Linked DNA regions of Homo sapiens: all the other regions are linked to region 3. A link is a contact called in ENCODE Hi-C data. All regions are on one chromosome and are shown on one strand. The core of a region is the stretch at or near the end of the contact, and the rest is flanking DNA. Distances in the headings are between cores, read along the strand shown. Region 1 has its middle 84 kb from the start of PLPPR4. Region 2 holds the start of DPH5 (diphthamide biosynthesis 5). Region 3 holds the start of SLC71A1 (solute carrier family 71 member 1). Region 4 holds the start of VCAM1 (vascular cell adhesion molecule 1). Region 5 holds the start of LINC01708 (long intergenic non-protein coding RNA 1708).

Region 1 (2,700 bases), core at 188-2,687, 860 kb after region 3:
TTCCTCAATGTAACATTTGGCAAGGAGATAGAGCTTTCTCTTTGTCTAGGCATCCGTTTTATGTCCACTGTTGAGCCAGCCCCATTCATTTCCAGGCAAGAATGAAGTAAATGAGGTTGACCAAAGGCATGCTGGACAGACATAAAACATATGTCATCTCTCTTGGACTTAGTGCTGGGGAAGACACTTAACTTTTCTTTGTCTCAATTTGACCACGCAAAAAGGTAGTAGTAATCATACTTTCTTCAAGCAATGACAACATCTATCCACAAGTAAGCTGGATTGCAAACTGGCTGCTTTATTTCTCCCGGTCATCATCATAGGGTGTTAGAGATGGTTAAAATGAATGAAGCAACAGTGCCATAGTATCTACATTTCATGCCTATAAAAATCACAAGATGCTAGTAATGAAAGGGTTCATGAAGAGTCACCTGCCTCAGTCGTCTGATTTCAGGAAAAGTTATACTTGCACATTTCTAGGAAGAAGAAAAAAAATACATGTTTATGATTTTCATGGCATAGTATTCTATGATAACTCTTGGTAATGTTTTACCACCTTGATTCCATTCTTAGGAATCTCAGAAATGTCTTAAACTCAACTAGTCTTTCATGTTATTGCTTATATGAAATAACATGAAAACTCACATCCCATTTTTATATCTTTATTAATTTTTTAAAAAGGAAAAATATAGCTGGTCACTCTATTTTTAAATATCTTCATATATGGTACTTGAAAATGTTATTGTCATAAATTCCTCCACCAATCATTTGTTCTCCATACGCTAAACTCTTGATCCACTAAATTTTCTTTACAAGTTGCATTTTTTTAACACTTTGAATATATATATTTTAACTCTTCAAAATTTCTGAACAATCTCTTTCAGGGCAGCAGAAATCTGAGCTCTACCCATTTTTTCAGTAACAACTAAAAACTCCAGAAATGTCTTCAGAAGACGAAAGGAAGCATGTATCTGGAGAAAAGGTTATTCCAGGATTCTGAGGGAGTCCCAACACTTTCCAGACCATCTGGCTGAAATCTAATTGCTAATGAAATGAACAGATTTTTTTTTTATCCACAAGTATAGCCTGAAGGGGAATTAAGCCAGGATTTTCGAGAATGCCTGGCACAAAAGAGCTGTTGTCAAAGAAAGCTAAAAAGGATAGTGATAATGATAGTACATTAAACCATACAAAATATATATTTTCATTTGCTTTTGGAGAAGAGAGTTAGGGCTGCTTGTATAATGAATTATTATTACCCACTAAGTCAGCTGCACTAATTAGAATCAATTTAATTTCTCAAATCTATTATAAAAAATGAATACTAGCCAGGACTCAGATTTTTTTTTTCCTGAAAAAAACTGATACTGTAGCTTTAATTGTGCATGGAACTGAAAAGGTTGTCATGGAGATGGGAATCTGTGATAGGCCTGCTCCACTTCGCTGGCCTTGTTCTGAGCCTGAAGTGGAAGGTTCTATTGTTAGAGTAGGTTTTCAATTTCTTGCAATAAAACCTGTGTTTAGATTTTTTTCAGTGCAGTTTTGTTCCTGCTGCTATCTTTTGTTTCATGAAAACAGTGAGAGTGCTTATAATGACAATAATGAGACCATTTTAGAATATTCTATTTGTGATTGTTGGGGAGCACACAAAATGGTGTCCAACAAACTCTGATAGTCACTGCAGGCTCCTGCAATAGTTTGGAAACGTTTGCCACCTAGTGGCGGCAATTGAGAAATGCTGAGAGATAGTAAACATTGTTACCTTTTGGCTAGTAGGAAGCAGAAAGAAGAGTATAACTACCTCTATAAAGAGATTCTTCATTTCTTTTTTTCCTTAAGATATAGAACAATTCCGATTTCCCATCCTTATTTCGTTATTTAAAAAATAATATTTTAATGGTATTTGCTTATTTCATTTAAATATTGAAATTACGGACATAACATTGTTTATATCTTTCTATTATATTTTAACAATTATAAAATCTAAAGTAATATCCTGGCTTTTATTTCTGACTTTTTTGACTTCTCTTTTTTTCTTGACCTTGGGGTTTATAAATTGTGTTTTATTTTTGAAGGACCAACTTTTGGTCTTCTTTATTAATTTTATGTTTGTTTTCTCTTCATTGGGCTTCTGCCTGTGTCATCTTTTTCTTCAACTTTCGTTGGATTAATTTGCTTTTCTCATTGCTTCTTCAGATAGATATGTAGAGTGTTGATATTCAATATTCTTTTCTAACATATGCACATAAGCCTGCACATTTTACCTAAGCATAACTTTAGTTATGTATTTTGATATGTCAACCATGTTATCATTTATTTCCAAACATTTATTTCCAAACATTTTCTAATTTTCATTGTGATTACTTGTTTTCGCAACCGTGTTTTAACACCTATATACATGATAGCAATTATTAAGGTTTTTTTCTGTTTATCTTTTTGTTACTGCTTTCTAGTTTAATTCTACTTTCTGCAGAGAATAGAACCTCCTCTGAGATTTAAAATAAACAGATCCATCAAACAAATTATTATTTAATAGACTTCTGGCCACTATTTACACCTGGTGCTTCTCTTCATGCTGTTGCTTGGAATACCTTTAAGGATCAGCTAACATGTCAATTACCCAATAAAATATTGGCCAATTCCTTCTTTTGATATTTCCTTAATCACAATTAATTTCTCCTTCTATTGTGCTCCCACAGC
Region 2 (2,700 bases), core at 198-2,697, 990 kb before region 3:
AGGTGGGTTGTGGTAGCTCATTGTGATTTAAATGTTTATTTTCCTAATGTCTAATGATGTTTAGGATCTTTTTTTGTTTGTTTAAGATCTTTTAAAATAATTATTTGCTATTTGTGTATCTTCTTTGGTGTCTATTCAAATCTTTTGCCCATTTTTAAACAACGAACTGTTTTATTATTGCTTTCTGAGTGCTCCTTATATATTCTCCATACAAGTCCTTCATCAGATACATGCTTTGTAAATATTTTCAGTATGTGGCTTCAAGTCTTTTGAAGAGCATAAATTTTTACTTTGTTGAAGTCCAATTTATCAATTTTTTTCATCACGCTTTTGGTTTAAGAAATATTTGCCTAAATAAGGTCACGAATATTTCCTCCTATGTTTTCTTCTGGTATAGGTTTAGGTTTTCCATTTACATCTACGATCCATTTTGAGTTTTTTGGGGTGTGTATGTGGTGTGAGGAATAGATCAACGTAATGAGAGGGGATAAAACACAGCCACGAAGAGTTTATAGATAGGAAGTGCAAAAAGGTGGATGGAACCTGGGAATGAAAAAAAGCCAAGGTTCAAGGAAGCGGAGTTGGGCATTGTCGGGGAGGCAACAGGAAAATTCTGAGTAACCAACACTGCCTGCTAAGAAAAGCAATGACAGCTGTCTTTTTTAACTTGGATGAGGTCACCTTGGGAAGAGCATTTTCAGTCAAAACAAATCTTCCCTATTTCTAATTACATGTAACCAACAGCTTTATAAGAATTCCCCCGGCAGAAACACTTGAGAGGTCTGAAATCCCTGAGCACTATTAAAGGTCACTTCTTTAGGTACAGGAAGGTCTGGGATTCCTGACACTGAGGGTGACTGAAACATCCTTGGGGCACTCCAGGCATAAGGTCTTGGGGACAAACCCAAGGAGTCATTGCCTTGTTGGGAAATCAGAAGCACACTCACTGCTGGGTTTGCCAATCTCACGCTTCACCAGGAAGACACCTAGTTGAACTACAGGAGGATGAGAAGACTGGAATTAAAATCTGTGCACTCGGCCAAATCCGGGGACAAATCAGGAAAATCCTTCCCAGCCCTCCCTGTTTCTGGAGAGGAGGAGTAGGGCGCAGGGCCCCTCCCGACTCTCTTCCACGTGGCTCCTCTCGAGCGAAGAGCTACTGCACTTACCCAGGCTTAGGAAGCGGGTGTTTAAGCCATGGGTTAGAGGGCTCGTGAGCACGCCCGATCCTTTCCCTGAGGCTATGAAACGGTGGCTCCACGGACTCCTCTCGGCCGACTGACCTTTCGCCGCCCTGCCCCAGCAGCCGGCGGGTTTCTTCAGTGGAGCCGGGCTCTGGTCTCCGCAGCCCAGTAGCCCGCTAGCCCGGCCCCCTCCCGCTAGTCGTAAAGTGCAGTAAAGGCACCAGCATTTTGCGGCACCGTAGGTGAGGCCGGCGGCGTGGGCCTTTTCTCTGCACGGAGCCGGCGCTTTTGCAGTTGCTTCTGCGGAAAGGTGGTAGTTAAGAATTTGTAAAGGCCAGAGAACTACCTACGATTCTCTCAGCGGGTAATTGGCTGCTCCTAGGTTTGTGTAACAAGAGGCAAAACTGGTAGGGTTGTTTAAAACCTCTTATCCCAGTTCTTAAGCGTGACATAAGGTTCCCAAACCCCTCCTTGTGACTTGCCTCTTCTCTTGTGCTACTTTGGTTGTCATCGTGTTCATCACTAGATTTTAGATGTCCTCGGTGTTACTGACGGTTTTTCTGTCCACTTCGTCTTGCAGTCTCTCTTCTCCTCAAGTTTGAAATGCTTTATCTCATCGGGTTGGGCCTGGGAGATGCCAAGGACATCACAGTCAAGGGCCTGGAAGTTGTTAGACGCTGCAGTCGAGTGTATCTGGAAGCCTACACCTCAGTCCTAACTGTAGGGAAGGAAGCCTTGGTAGGTGCTGAGCGTTCCCCAGCCTCCTGGGAAGAAAGCTATCTAACATCTGATTTTCATACACTAAGCTGAACAGAATTTTCAGGTCTGCTTGTTTAAACCCTTTGAAACGCATCCCTTGTTCATTAATGATCTGAGGAGCAGAAGAATGGAAATTTTACACCAACCAAGTGACTTGGAAAATGAAAGGGTGCTTTGTCCTATTTTACAAGTCTAATTTTGTGGCTTTCTCCAGTAAATAGGAAAGCTATTTTATACTCCTGGGGGATAGTTATCAAAACCCCTTATTTCATGAGGTAGTCAAGAAACCCTTTCTGAGTTGAGTGCTAATGAGGAGCTGACACAGCCTTAATGAGTTGGTTATATATATTCAAAAACCAAGCTGAAAGCTTCCCCCTTTGAAGTGTGTCCATAGGGAATGGCGATTGCCTTTTTGTATCCTATCCAGAGAGATCTTATCTTAAATAGACTATCTCCCAATAAGGCTTATACTGATACACTTGTATATATTGAGTGAGCCTGGACTTAATATATAAAAATGTATGAGTATACACTTACATGAGTATACACTAAGTAACCAAAGTATTTGTTAGTATATTATACATTTATAGTTGGCCCTCATAAGGGCCCAGTAAATTTGGGGGAAGGGTCAACTTCAGGTTCATTGTCAAACTCTAAGTAGAATGTAAATCAAAGGATTAATACATATGTTATGGGAGGAGGGAGCAGATTTATTGTCATGTCTTCCAAACAAAAAATAGACTTAAAATTTTTAGGC
Region 3 (2,700 bases), core at 38-2,537:
CAGCAAATCCTCAATGGTGGCCTACTTACACATTTACTACTGTGCTAGCAGTTGATCGCGGCTCCAATAAGATATAAACAGAAATGGAATTAATGGTACAATTTCTGCACACTTCAGGTAAGTGAAACATATATATCACCTTTCCATTCTATTTCAGAACGCGGTATCAGCGGATGCAACAAAGACCACACAGTGTAGCAACGGAGAAATGTTAGCATAAAACAGTTTTGTTTTGTTTTGTTTTTCAATTAAAAATCCTACGTCCCCAGCTGGTTAACTACACACTGCATAAAGTTTACTGTGATGACAACTGTTTCTAAAAAGCAAACCTTTCTTCCCTTCAAAGTGTCCTCCTCCGATCCTTAGGCCATGACTGATTCTAATACTTTTGATCTTAAGACACACAGTGATGACTTTTCTTTGAAAACTAGCAGGTTCGAATGTAGGCCCCAGGTGTCTGCCGTCATGCTTCCGACTCCGGGAAGTGAGGGAAGCCCATCTCCGGTCAGGGTTTACTGTAAGCAGCCCAGAGCCGGAGCACCGACGCAGAGAGACGTGGAAACAGAAAGCGAACGTACTACGGGGCCGCAGCGGGATCCCCGCGCCAGACGCCACCCCGTTAGCAACATATGGGAGAGCAGGGATGGTTCCCAGCCCCTTGACAAGCGCGGCGACGGCTCCGCGGGGCCTGGCGGCGAAGGCGAGGCGAGGCTGCGGCGACGAGGGGCGCGGCGGGCGGGCCGCCGGGGGAGCCCCGCACATTCCTCCCCGCGGCGGAGGCGCACGTGGGGTTCGAGGCCGCAGGGCCTGCAGAGGCGGCCAGAGCAGAGGGCGGCAGGTGCGGGAAAGAAAGAGGACGGGCCCCGGAGGCCGCAAGCCCGAGCAGCGGAGGACGATTCCCGGAGCGGCGGCATGCGGGTCCGCGACCCCGAGGCACCGGCAGCTCGGACAGGGTGGGGGAAGGGAGGGAGGCACCGGGACGCCTAGAGACGGCAGTGTGGGGGTCTGAAGGAGAGACCGGATGGGGGCCCCGAGGGACGCTCGCCGGCGCGGAACTCAGCTCACCGTGCCTCCGTCCTTAATGATGATCTTCTTGGCCAGCATGATACTGCGGTTCGCGGCCCGTTTCTTCTTCTTCCCCTGGGTCATTTTACCATCCTCGATTCCTGGCGCTGCTGCAGCCACTCCCGGGGCGGCAGGCCCCAGCAGCTAGTGCCGTCCCACCACTACTGCCGGGCCGAGCCGCTCTGGGCGCCCGCCGCCATCTTGAGGGCCCGGCCTGCCTCCGGCGGCGCGTCACAATCGTGCGATCAGCCGACGAGCGGGCCCCGCCCCTCCCGCGTGATACCGCCCCGCCCGCTCGCCGCCAGCCCACTCTACAGTAGCCGCGCGGCCAGGGTAACCGCGGGCTCGCGTGGGTGCTGCTGGCTACCTGTACAACTTCGTGCTCCGGCGTCACCAGCTAGCTAAATCCTCGCAACGGTTCTGGGCGATAGGGGCCGTTTTTGTCCCCCTTCTTCAGCAGATGAGGGAATTTGTTTCAAAAAGTTGTTACCTGCTCACGGAAACAGACGTCCTAAGCTATTAACACAATCTCCAGCTGTGTTCTAACCAAGACAGGAACCGAAGGGAACAGTAAAAAATCATTTTCCGTAAGTAATGGGTAACTTAAGAGATAATGTAGTGTTTCAGAAACAGTCTTGTCCTTTTGGTGTTCAGGGACCCCCGCTAGAACTCAGCTGGCTCACGCTTGTTTACCTCCCTAGACCCAGGACCTTTTTTATTCCCTGCCAAAAAAAATACCTTACCTGACCGATGTCACCCTTTGTGGCCCTCTACGTTTTTACTGTATTGTTTAAAAATAAATTTGATGGGAACATTGCTAGAAAGGGCAATTTACACAAGTGGAAGTGGACTTTAAAGTATCACAATGTTAAAATTAGATATTGATAACTACCGTGTTGTATAATAGAATATCCTTTTCCTTAAGAGAAAAACACGAGGGATAGGGATACACCGCATGCTCCCTACTCTCAGATGGTTAGGGAGTAACATGTATGTGTATGTATATGTAGGTGGGGAAAAGAGAGGGACAAAGCAAAATGGCGAATGTTTAAAAGTACTGAAACTAGGTATGGTAGTTCTAAGATATGTTCACAGATTCAATGATATTCCTCCCTGGAAGAGGTGGACTCTAATTCCCCTCCCCTTGAGTGTAGACTAGGCTTAGTGACTCTTGATAGATCAAAACAGAAGTGACAGTATTGACTTCAGAGGCTAGGTCATAAAAGGCACTGCATCTTCCTTTGCGGGTCTCTTTTTCATTCATTTTGGGGCTTGGAGCCTGGGGAAGCCTGCTTCCGTGTTTTCAGGACACTCAAGCAGCCTATGGAGAGATCCAGTTGTCCAGGAACTGTTTGTAGCCTCCTACCAAATGCCACGGAGTGAGTCACTTTGGAAGTAGATCCTCCAACCTTGGTCAAGCCTTTGGCTGACTACAACTTCATGAGAGACCCAGAGGTAGGACCACCTAGCTTAGCCACTCCTGGAATCCTGACTCAGAAACAGTGTAAGATGAAAAGTACTTGGTGTAAGCCACTAAGCTTTGGGGTTATTTGTTACACAGCTATAAATAACTAATATATAGGGTAAAAGGAAAAACAGTAAATGAATGTATGAGTTCTTTGTACTGTTTTTGCA
Region 4 (2,700 bases), core at 58-2,557, 680 kb before region 3:
AACAAAAAGAAACTTAGAAATGATCATTTTACAGCTAAGGAAACCAGAGCCCAGAGAGGTTGAGTCTTATACATGGTCACTGTGTTTGTGGCAGAGGTAGAAATAGAAGCCAAGATTTGGATTCCTGCTCTCTCTCATGTTGGCCTTAGCTGTCCCTAGCTTTCCTGATGTTGTATGTTCTTTAGCCAAGAATCTGTACATGAATATCCATTTTAAAACTTTTTTTAAAATATCATTTTTAAAAAGTGATTTTAAAGTAAAATTGAGAGAAAAACAAAGATTTTCTAAAGCACTCACAGTAGATCTCCACCTGGATTCCTTTTTCCAATTTCCTAGATTCACAAGTTGCTGTGCACAGGTAAGAGTGTTCGTTCCCAAAACTAACAGGATTCATTGTCAGCGTAGATGTGGTCCCCTCATTCGTCACCTTCCCATTCAGTGGACTATCTATCTGGGTTCTCCAAGAGAAAAATGGGGACTCACAGCCTGTGGTGCTGCAAGTCAATGAGACGGAGTCACCAATCTGAGCAAGATATCTAGATTCTGGGGTGGTCTCGATTTTAAAAGCTTGAGCTGCAAAAGCAAAAAAAGACAGAAGCAAATTTACCACTAGTTTGTCTAGTATTCTCCTCCTTCTTCTCTGTATAATGTCTAAAATATGATCAGACTGATCTCTTTCCTAAGCTGCTTCAAACTAACTGCAAGGTAGCCAAAAAGCACCGAAGTCACTGCCAAAAAAGTTTATGGAATCATCTTCAGTAGAGAGAATTCTCAGTTCCAACCTTGATGCCCATTTATCAAAGCTGTTTTGTTATTTGCTAAGTTTGACCTCATTGTCAAGTATAGGAAACTAAAGAGACAGACCGACTAGAGACAGAATCCAAATTACTCAATTGCCTTTGGAAAAAAAGATACCAAAAACATCAATTTTCAGCTCTAACTATGACAGTACAATGGTATATAGCAAAACTCAATTGCATATTAAAAGTTAGACTAAATTAACTTTTCCTACTGTTTAAAATCCTAGTGTCTTTACTTCACTACTATCGCAAAACTGACTGAAGCCAAAACCAGGGCTAAAATTGAATGCTAACATTTGAAACAGATGAAGGGAAATAACTTACAAGCTGCAAACATTATCCAAAGTATATTTGAGGCTCCAAGGATCACGACCATCTTCCCAGGCATTTTAAGTTGCTGTCGTGATGAGAAAATAGTGGTTCCAAAACCCTTATTTGTGTCCCACCTGTGTGTGCCTGGGAGGGTATTCAGCTCCTGAAGCCAGTGAGGCCCGATGCAGATACCGCGGAGTGAAATAGAAAGTCTGTGCTTTATAAAGGGTCTTGTTGCAGAGGCGGAGGGAAATCCCTTCAAGGGGAAACCCAGGGCAGAGCCAGGGAAAAAAGTTTAACAGACACCCAGCCAAGTTCCACTATTAACCCCTTCAGTTGCTCTCACTGCTGAAGCTCCTCTCTCTGTCCTGGCAAAAGAAGACACTTCCAAGACTATAAAATACAGGCTTTTCCTCATCTTCGACTCCAAAAGGCTATCTTTACTGGAAAGATAAAGGACAATGCTGATTGCAGAATGAAGCTTTCTGAATCCAATGTGGGTTAAGGGGGTGGGGAGAGAAAAAATGGAGACAGAGTAGTAAATTCTACTCTGGTTTTTGAACTGGATAAATAACGACTATGCCATGTGAATTGATTTTCTCCATCAAGGAAATATGTTTGCAATTCTAAAAGAGATTAATTTTTTTCTCTTACAAGAGAAAGGAAAAAGTTATTTCTTTTGATGAGTCATTTTTTAAAAAAGGGACACCATAACTTCTTAGTTTTATATTTATTCATAAAAATAGTTCTTTTAGCAACAAACATCAACTTTTTGAAACTATTTTCTTGAGTAGAAAGTAAAGGACTGTAACTGAAATTGCTGCCAAAACAAGGGAAACAATTTTTTTTTGTTTTAGAAAAGTTACCAATAATTTGGTTAAATTGCTGGATAATTGGAATTTTTTTGCATACTTAAATGCAAGTGTATGGAATCCATCTGAAGTGGCAAATCTCTTGGGCTGTGAGATTTAACCGCAAACCCAGTTAAAAAATTAAAAATAATAGGTTTTTATTATAGGCAAGGGGACAATAACCAACTCTATGTTCCTTTTCCCCCCAGTGAAGTGCCTTTTTAAAAAAATCCCAATTAACTAACTGGCTTAGCCTTGCACACACATAGCCCAAGGCCTTGCAAAATGCTTGCCCATCAAAAAGAAACCGGAATAGCCACTTCCTTTTATTAAACACGTGCAGGTCTATCTCCCCCATTGGATCATCAGTTCCTCTCATGGTCAGGACCAGTTCTTGTTCATTGTTGTATCTACTTCTACAATATCTAATGCATGATTTTCCACTTAGTGGATACAAAAAATGCAATAATAAACGTTATACATTTGGAGAAGAAAATTCTAAATACTAGCAATAATATGTAAATACGGCATGAAAAAACTGTTAAATTCTACAAGAAAATTCTAAAGCTCAGAGACTCAATGGGATGTGTACAATAAACTTGTACTATATAACATTTGTACTCTGTAACAAAGGCCATAGCTGAGGTCTGGAATCTATAACTGTCCCTACCTGGTTGGAGAGGCTTCTGGATCTCCTCTTGGATACTGATGTGGCTCCCACTAAAAGACAAGGAGGG
Region 5 (2,700 bases), core at 172-2,671, 550 kb after region 3:
AAGCAAATAATACTTTTTGTTTTTCCTTTCCTTATCTCCCAAGGTGAGAAATCACAAATAGATTTTTAAAATCCCTCATAGGTATATAGTATGCAGCAGCATGTCTCAAATGTATTCGGCAGTCAACTCCCTCCATCTTTTTGGGGAGAATTTTGTGCAGTAAATGTTTTCCAAAACACACTTTGGTAAATGCTATTGTGTGTTTACTATAAGCATATTTTGCCACCTTTTTGTCTCCCATTCACTAGAGTCTGCATATCATCTTTAAAGTTTTCATAATTTTGAATCCAATGGTCTCTTTTCAGATCATGACTTCCCAACAATTGACATTACAGACAATTTCTGACTCCTCTTGGAATGTTTTCCTTTCTGGGTTTCCAGAATACCATTTCTTTCTGCTCCTTTGTCTTCTCTTTTCAGTTTTCTTTATTAACTTGCCTTTATCTAAATCTTAGATGTTAGTGTACCCCAAGGTTCCATCCTTGACTGTCTTTCTTGTGTCTCAATGTTATATTCCAGTTGCTTCGTTAAACTGCCACACTCATTCTAAATTTATGATACCTTCCCCGACATCTTTAGAAATAATAGATTACTTTTCATTTTCTCTGCTAAATGCACTTTATTTTTCCCTTAGTGAAATGCATACCACCTTGCATATGTCTGCCTCCTAACTAGCCTCTTTTGTCAAGATGTGATAGGCTCTATTGCAGTTAATGCTAGTTATCAGAAAAAAAGTTTACATCTCACTGATGCAAGAATCTGTCGCAGATCTGGGCAACTCTCAAGGACAGCTGTGTGTTCGTCTGTTCAGTGACTCAGGGATCTAGGCAACCTCAAACTTGAGGCTCTACCTTCTCAATACAAGGACTGTTCTTATATTTCCATGGCAGAAGGAGTAGAAAGTGAGTAGGGGCTTCTACTGGCTCAGTGTGGACTACACAGACATATGCTATTCACATTTCATTGAGCAGAACTAATAATAGGGTTTTATCTTTTGACAGTAAGAGTGAAAGTTTAGTTATCCATATGCCCAGGAAAGAAATAACTTTTGTTGAAAAGCTTAACACAGGGATTGTATCATAAATATCTCTATACCCCCAGTACTTGGCACAGGGTTTAACAATAGATGTTCAATAAATGTTTGGTAAATTCAATCTAATCTAGTTTCAACTTGAGTCATTTTACTGATAGAAGAACGGAAGCCCTTCAAAGAAAAGTGACTTTACTCAAATTATTCAGATGTTTACATGGCTAGAGCAAGAATCTAGATCTTTTGCTCTTTTTACTATATCTGATATTCATGGAGGAGTTTGTTCTACAAGAATTGTTATGATTTTGTTGGGTTGTGCATTATTCCCATTAAGGCTACGGGTTTGGTTGTTGGAATGTTTGTTAACTTGCTTTACATTTTTGCTTACAGAGTTAACAGAGATATGGCATGAACATGTATTAGAAAAATGATTCACACACAATAGAAAAAGTAAGTATAGATTATCAACTTGTTGCCAGCAGCATCAATAATTTTTTTTTGGTTACTAAATAGCCCACATAAGTTTGAGCAATATTGTCTCATTTACTACATGTCATTTAGTTGCATAGCAAATGCTTTTACTGACAGAAAATAAAATAAGATTGAAGAAAACCACACAGTATTATCAATTATTACCCATTCTTACTTCTTCTTTCTTTACTGTAGTTTTTGGAAGGGTAATTTAGTGTATTTGCTTAACAATTTTGGGGCCTATTTTCCCATTTTATCCTTACTAAATTTTAAGTAGTAGGTAGGGATTCTCTTAGTGCTGTCTGTGGAAATGTTGCAATTCTATGGCTACTATAATATCTTTTTTGACAACCTTACTTATTTCAGTGCTGGATGGTCTTATTTGCTTTACACCTCAGGGTTCTCCTCAAAACGCCATTGAGGTTCTCTCTTAAGCTGTACCTCTATAGGTAATATTTCACTTGAACATATAAACTTTAATGCAATGTTTCTAAAATAAACTCCTAATCTTCTTCCCTGCTCTCAAGCTTCCTCAAACAAATAAACACACTGGCAGAGACCGTTACCTGTAGCATGTGGCTAATTTCTAGTCAGAGAATATGAACAGAACTTATGGGTATTTCTTCCATGTCTGGCCCATATCATTTTTCTGGCCAATGAACAAACAAATAAGCCAAATACAACAACGAAGATTAAAAAAAAAAAAAAACCCTTCCTAGTTTCCACTTGGCTGGAGAAGACTGTGCCAAGCTTGGAAGCCATATTGTTGAAAGTGGCAGAGCATTTTATCGACTTGAGTTCTTCAGTGACTATGTAGAAAGAGCCCTGTTACTCTCCTAGACTGTTTGGAGAGCAAGAAATAAACTTATTCCATGTTGAGTCATTGTTTGAGTCCATTGTTACCACAGAATACTTTGATACAGAAACCTCAGCTTGTGTACCTGTGAAATGGAAATAATAACTACTTTACTTTGAGAACTAAATGAGATAATATAAACAAAGCACTTATTTTAATGCATGACTCATAAAATATATGATAAATTTTAGTCTATTCCCTTCCTTCCTTCTTCATATAGATATGACAAATACAATCCTTTTAATTCCCTTCAGAAACTTCTGCATCCACTACCCCTCTTTCTTGACACAGAGATAGTGGTTATGAGATTGAAACTCTGTACATCTCCCAATGCTGAATCTAT

Evidence for each region. A loop is a pair of places that touch in the nucleus more often than their neighbours do. Pooled maps may share reads with other maps.
Region 1: a map of CD8-positive, alpha-beta T cell shows a loop between it and region 3 (8-fold over the local background). The contact joins the enhancer-like site here to the promoter of SLC71A1 in region 3. A Hi-C loop is called at or near these places in 3 of 168 maps with a recorded cell type or tissue (CD8-positive, alpha-beta T cell and naive thymus-derived CD4-positive, alpha-beta T cell), 12 of 37 single-sample maps with no recorded cell type and 10 of 50 pooled maps.
Region 2: a map of ascending aorta shows a loop between it and region 3 (4-fold over the local background). The contact joins the promoter of DPH5 here to the promoter of SLC71A1 in region 3. A Hi-C loop is called at or near these places in 1 of 168 maps with a recorded cell type or tissue (ascending aorta) and 8 of 50 pooled maps.
Region 4: a pooled map shows a loop between it and region 3 (1.8-fold over the local background). The contact joins the promoter of VCAM1 here to the promoter of SLC71A1 in region 3. A Hi-C loop is called at or near these places in 1 of 168 maps with a recorded cell type or tissue (natural killer cell) and 1 of 50 pooled maps.
Region 5: a loop to region 3 is called in a pooled map, with 5 times the contacts of the local background. The contact joins the promoter of LINC01708 here to the promoter of SLC71A1 in region 3. A Hi-C loop is called at or near these places in 3 of 37 single-sample maps with no recorded cell type and 7 of 50 pooled maps.

Annotation. Positions count from the first base shown.
Region 1 is chr1:99,179,474-99,182,173 of GRCh38, reverse strand. No RefSeq gene overlaps it. Among named protein-coding and RNA genes, the nearest start is that of PLPPR4, 84 kb to the left of the region's middle. Within about 2 kb of position 1,437, at least 3 of the 41 ENCODE cell types and tissues checked have a DNase peak (open chromatin) inside an H3K27ac peak, as active enhancers do.
Region 2 is chr1:101,024,531-101,027,230 of GRCh38, reverse strand. It overlaps DPH5 (diphthamide biosynthesis 5), which reads left to right and starts at 1,447. Exons shown (of 8, transcript NM_015958.3): 1 at 1,447-1,548; 2 at 1,765-1,922. The coding sequence starts at 1,788. It overlaps DPH5-DT (DPH5 divergent transcript), which reads right to left and starts at 1,385. Exons shown (of 5, transcript NR_109849.1): 1 at 1,170-1,385. RefSeq lists enhancers at 1,516-1,625, 718-1,917.
Region 3 is chr1:100,036,682-100,039,381 of GRCh38, reverse strand. SLC71A1 (solute carrier family 71 member 1) reads right to left here and starts at 1,287. Exons shown (of 12, transcript NM_033055.3): 1 at 1,066-1,287. The coding sequence starts at 1,149. LOC124904230 (a long non-coding RNA gene) reads left to right here and starts at 1,374. Exons shown (of 7, transcript XR_007066251.1): 1 at 1,374-1,652. RefSeq lists silencers at 661-850, 1,311-1,490 and enhancers at 971-1,250, 1,213-1,815.
Region 4 is chr1:100,718,349-100,721,048 of GRCh38, reverse strand. VCAM1 (vascular cell adhesion molecule 1) reads right to left here and starts at 1,307. Exons shown (of 9, transcript NM_001078.4): 1 at 1,125-1,307; 2 at 298-573. The coding sequence starts at 1,188.
Region 5 is chr1:99,486,525-99,489,224 of GRCh38, reverse strand. It overlaps LINC01708 (long intergenic non-protein coding RNA 1708), which reads left to right and starts at 1,421. Exons shown (of 3, transcript NR_125951.2): 1 at 1,421-1,480. RefSeq lists a silencer at 705-905.